Linked DNA regions of Homo sapiens: region 2 is linked to region 1. A link is an interaction called in ENCODE POLR2A ChIA-PET data of the cell type or tissue named here. Cell type or tissue: Panc1. All regions are shown on one strand. Links, peaks and the distances in the headings refer to the core of each region. The heading gives the core; the rest is flanking DNA.

Evidence for each region. ChIA-PET counts read pairs that join two places held together with the same protein. Peaks named below come from ENCODE experiments on the same cell type or tissue, not always from the same donor. Only the 100,000 strongest peaks of a DNase experiment are listed, where the experiment ranks them.
Region 2: POLR2A ChIA-PET joins it to region 1 with 6 read pairs; 5 of 35 experiments call an interaction of 5 or more read pairs at or near these places.

Annotation. Positions count from the first base shown.
Region 1 is chr2:232,771,822-232,774,739 of GRCh38, reverse strand. All of the region lies in intron 8 of GIGYF2 (GRB10 interacting GYF protein 2), which reads right to left. The region is part of intron 1 of KCNJ13 (potassium inwardly rectifying channel subfamily J member 13); the gene reads left to right. Among named protein-coding and RNA genes, the nearest start is that of KCNJ13, 3.3 kb to the left of the region's middle. In Panc1, for the core only: no CTCF peak of the experiment used is centred there; no DNase peak of the experiment used is centred there; H3K27ac peaks cover 388 bases.
Region 2 is chr2:232,715,658-232,718,575 of GRCh38, reverse strand. The region is part of intron 2 of GIGYF2 (GRB10 interacting GYF protein 2); the gene reads right to left. Among named protein-coding and RNA genes, the nearest start is that of GIGYF2, 20 kb to the right of the region's middle. In Panc1, for the core only: no CTCF peak of the experiment used is centred there; no DNase peak of the experiment used is centred there.

The DNA.
Region 1 (2,918 bases), core at 210-2,709:
GTGGCTCCAAATGTGGAACAAGCACTAGTGTCCAGGAGCATGAGGGGCATTTTCACATAGGCAGGAAGCAACAACAGTGGAGAATGACAAAGTTGTTCACCCACCATTTTGAAGGCAACCAACTATCCTTTCATTGTTATATCCTTCTTCCATGTGTCAAAATCTTTTATTATGTCATCATAATTTTATTTATAATGACAGTATTATACTTGTAAAATTGTCTTCTCATCTGGCAAAACAGAAACTTGGCAATGTTATGTCATAACTCTCCTCTCTACATTGCTTTAATTTTACTGATGTGCAAAACACAACTGGACTATCTAATAATTCAGACTGTGATAATCTTCAAGTCTTGAAAGAAGTCTTTCCTAACTGAATATCTGTTTCTAACCTACAAATAATAGGTCTGAACCCAATAAACATTACTGAAGAACAAACACTCTGGAGCGGCTCTTGAACAAAACTAATCAAATGAAACTGTATTATTCACAAAGGCTAAGCAGGGTCAAACATCTGTTTTGGAGGCAATATGGCACTAACTCTGGACTCAGAATGTATAATATTCATATCCACCACTTACTACCTCATTATACCTCATTTTCTTTCTTTTTTTTTTTTCTTTTAGAGACAGGGTCTCGCTATGTTGGCCAGATCGGTCTTGAATTCCCGACCTCAAGCAATCCTCCCGACTCAACGTCCCAAAGTGCTAGTGTTACAGGCATGAGTCACCATGCCTGGTTCCTCACTTTCGTTATCTGTAAAATGGGACTAATAGTGATACTTATTACTGTGAAACTTAAGACACCTTTTTTTTTTTTTTTTTTTTTTTAAATAGAGACAAAGTCTCACTACGTTGCCTAGGCTGGTCTCTAACTCCTGGACTCAAGCAATCCTCCTGTCTCGGCCTCCCGAAGTGCTGGGAGCCAGACACGTTTTTAATAACAATAAAGCAACTAATACTTTACTGAGAGCTTACTCTGTGCCACTGGCTTCACATCAGTTTGTACATATGAAGTATTTGGTATGATTCCTGGCACATGCTAAACAATATATATATTAGCTAATATTATTAATCATTACTATCTAAAGAATCATGAACAAAGTTAACAATGGTTTAATACAGATACTTGAGACAGTTTCAGGGGCAAGAAAGGCATCTACTAAAGGTGCTAGAAATTTGGCTATCAAAGACCTTCTTGAGAATGCAATATCAATCATTTTTGGAAAGACTGTTATTTCACCAAACGCTTCCTGTATTAAAAAAAAAAATTAACTGGCTTTGAAGTTAGCTAGACTTGAATAACCATCCAAATAATCCAAAGCTCCTATTTGCCTTGTGTAAATTTCTTTTATCTGTCTGAGCACCAGTGACTTCATCTGAAAATGGGAACAATGGCTATCTTGTTGAGATACTGAAGAATTAAGAGATAATACAGTATGAAAGCAGTTATCACAGTGCCTATGAAGATTTTGTTGTTTCCAAAGCGTAGAGATCAGGTCTCCTAAAACATTTAAAAATAATCTAACAAAATAAGGGTCATTAAGTAGCTATGCCAAGAAAAAAGAATACACTAAATGATTATGACAACTTGTTAGGGTAATAAGTTATAAAACATTAAAATAATGCACTAAGATTTTTTAAAGTCTATATCATATGAAACTGAAATCGCCATCTAACCTAAATAAACTGAACAATCATCCCAGTGTTCCATTAGCTCAAATCTGAAGAAAATACAAAAAAAAGTCTCTAATCACCAATAAATGTTAAGTTACCTCAGAGCAAAAGAAAGTTGTATATACCCAGGTGGCCAATATCCAATTCCAACAACACAGAAAGGCAGTCTCCAAAGCCTCAAAGTCCCGAGATATAGGAACTAGGAAACCCAAGCAACAACCTAGCTCCACAAGTCTGTAGTGCCCTTCTCAAGCCCCATTAAAAGGCAGGAAGTGGGTATGCAGCACTCTCAAGGGTATCTACCTCTAAAGGAAGAAGCAAAGAGGACAGTCAAATATAAACTCATAGTCCTGAATTGTAGCAAACAAGAGAGGCTCACTCAAGGGAAGCAAAGCTGCATTTCCTGTTCTGTTCCTAGTAACTGCTACACTAAAGTCTTAAGACACCTTTGTCATACGCAAGGATGATTACAAGGAAGGCACACATTAGATTTCTACTCACCACCTTGAGAAAAGGATAACCACTGATGAAAACTGTTTGCAGCAGAAAACTAATTATACTAATGTTATCTTTTTAAAATTCTTATTTAACCCCTTAATGATTATTTTAGTTCATTGAACTATTCAACCTTTTTCTTCTAGTTTACTTACTTTTAAAGCTAATGCTATCCAGAAATGTCTTCCTGGAATTTCTTATTTTGCCAAGAAACAATTCTCTTTCTACCCCCCAATCTAATCAGAGCCTAGAATATGCAAAGAGATAGCAATCCATCATCCAGGACAGAAAGAATCCACGAACATGGTTGCAAAGTGACAAAAACAAATAAAGCCTAATCATAAAACTCTAAATAAGACCAGGTATGGTGGCTCACCCCTGTAATCCCAGCGCTTTGGAAGGCTGAAGTGGGAAGATGGCTTGAGAACAGGAGTCTGAGACCAGCCTAGGCAATATATTGAGCCCAGTACCAACAAAAATTAAAATTCTAAAAATTTGCTGAGGTTGCAGTGAGCTATGATTGTGCCACTGCACTCCAGCCTAGGAGACAGAGCAAGACCCTGTCTCTAAAAATACAAATCAATAAATCAAACTCTGAATAGGCTAATTATAAAGCATACATTAGAACTACAAACCTCTAAAAGCTTACCACAAATGTAAGCCTTGTCCTATACTAAATCTGGCTTCAAAGGATTTGCAGACAGTTTAATAATAAGCTTCCAAATGACTTCTAATTATTTACACAGAA
Region 2 (2,918 bases), core at 149-2,648, 56 kb after region 1:
GAAACTGAAGTTATATTTCTACCAAAAGACAAGAGATTCATAGTAGCTTTATTTATAATTGTCAAAAACTGACATTTGGGTATTATGTCCATCAATGTAAATGTACATCAACAGGCAAACCAATCTGCAGTATACTCATATAATGAAATATTACTCAGCAGTTTAAAAAAAGGAACTAGTCAGGTGCGGTGGCTCATGCCTATAATCCCAGCACTGTGGGAGGCTAAGGTGAGTGGATCGCGTGAGGTCAGGAGTTCGAGACCAGCCTGACCAACAACGGTGAAACCCTGTCTCTACTTAAATTACAAAAATTAGCTGGGCATGGTGGTGGGCGCCTGTAATCCTAGCTACTTGGGAGGCTGAGACAGGAGAACAGCTTGAACCTGGGAGGTGGAGGTTGCAGTGAGGCTGCAGTGAGCCAAGATCTTGCCACTGCACTGCAGCTTGGCAACAGAGTGAGAATTCGTCTCAAAAAACAAACAACAACAACAAAAAAAATTACTGATATTCACAATGATACTGCGAAATCACCCAGATATCATGTTTAGAAAAACAAGCTGGCTAGAAAAAAATATATACTGTATGATTCCTTTTATGTGATGTTCAAGAAGAGTACTATGGTTTGGGTATATGACCCCTGCAAATCTCATGTTGAAATCTGATCACAGATGCTGGAGGTGAGGTCTAATGGGAGGTGTCTGGATTATGGGCAGATCCCTCATGAATGCCTTGGTGCCACTCTCACAGTAATGAGTGAGTCCTTACTTGATTTGTTCCCAAGAGAGCTAGTTGTTAAAAACAGCCTGACACCTCCCTCCTCTCTCTCTCTCTTGCTCCCCTCACCATGAGATCTACACACACTGGCTCCCCTTTGCTTTCCACTATGAGTGTAAGCAGCCTGAAGCCCTCACCAGAAGCAGATGTTTCTTGTACCGCCTACAGAACCATGAGCCAAATAAACCTCTTTTCTTTATAAATCACCCAGTCTCAGGTATTCCTTTATAGCAACACAAACAGACTAAGACAAATAGATAATAAATGGTGATAGATGTCAGGAAAGTACTCATCATGGGAAGAGGAGACTACTAAACAGGAAGGAGAGGGAATTGGAGTGCTGGAAAAGTTCACTATCATGATCTAAGTGGTGACTACAAAAGTACATATACATGTATATGTACATGTAAAAATGTATTGAACTATAAACTTCACATTTGTGCATGTATTTACCATATTTTACCTATCAATTATTATTATTGTTTCTTAGAGACAGTGTCTCAACACTGTTGCCCAGGCTAGAGTGCAGGGCTGTGCCCATAGCCCACTGTAACCTCAAACTCCTGGGTTCAAATGATCCTCTTGCCTCAGCCTCCCAAAGCACTGGGATTACAGGTATGAGCTACTATGCCCAGCTCCAGTTGTGTTAAATAAATCATAAATGCTTTAGCAATTACAAATACTTCAAGGCCAAGTATGGTGGCTCACGCCTGTAATCCCAGGACTTTGGGAAGCCGAGGCAGCTGGATTGCTTGAGCCCAGGAGTTTGAGACCAGCCTGGGCAACATGGCAAAACCCCATCACTACAAAAAAAAAAAAACAACAAAAATTAGCTAGGTGTGGTGGTGCTAGCCTGTGGTCCCAGCTACTGGGGAGGCTGAAGTTGGAGGATCACCTGAGCCCAGGAGGTTGAGGCAGCAGTGAGCTGTGATCATGACACTGCACTCCAGCCTGGGCTACAAAGTGAGACCCTGTATCAAAAAAAAAACTTCAGTGAGCATGAAACAAAGCTATTTAAACTATTTTAAATGAATGTCTTCCGATAACATATTAAATTCATTCCCTGCTTAAATTTTTGCGATTAGAAAAGAAAAAACAAAACAAAACAAAAAAAACACTGGCCAGGCGCAGTGGCTCATGCCTGTAATCCCAGCACTTTGGGAGGCCAAGGCGGCAGATCACATGAGGCCAGGAGTTCAAGACCAGCTGAGCCAACATGGTGAAACCCCATTACTACTAAAAATGCAAAAAGAAATTAGCCAGGTGTGGTGGCACATGCCTGCAATCCCAGCTAGTAGGGATGACTGAGGCATGAGGATTGCTTGAACGCGGGAGGTGGAAGTTGCAGTGAGCCGAGATCGTGCCACTACACTCCAGCCAGAGTGACAGAGTGAGACTCTGTCTCAAAAAAAAAAAAAAAAAAAAAACAAATAACACCATTATCTTGATAAAATAATCTTCAAATCTGTCAGCTCCTAAGACCATAAAGAGGCCTACATTCAAATGAAGCAAGACTCATTTACTAGGCTAAAAGAATGTAGATCTTCAAATGCTTTTTTTCAAATGTCAGAAAACAGCTAAGTAAGATGAAAAGGAAAAGTCCAAACATGAGGGGGACCCACATTACTTATAATAGTAAAAGACTGGAAGCAATCTTGTAAAAGTGGCACATTCACTCAACAAAAGACAGCTATAGTAACATCTGCACACAGTATAGTTATACATATGTCCAAAAAAAGGCAAAAAGAACACAAGACAAAGGAATATTAGTGAGGTGAAATTAATGATTTGTCCTCTACTCTCATAACTTGCAATATTCTTTAATTACTTTATAACAAAATGTATTTTAATTATCACAAAAAGCATAGGCCTGGCCTGTTGAAATACTTTTACAGTCCCAACATAAATGTCATAAAAGTTATCACTCATTTCAACTTTAACTTGGTTTAAGACGAATTTTAAGGTTAAAAAAAAAAAAAAAGGAAATTCTTCTCCCATCTATTATAACAGAAAACACCTTTTCCTTCGGCATCCACCTCATCTGGCAATACTAAATCTCTTCACTAATAAATACACCAACATTTTTGAGTAACTTTTAAAATATGATCTGTTAACACATTTACTGATGACAAAACTTCATGAAG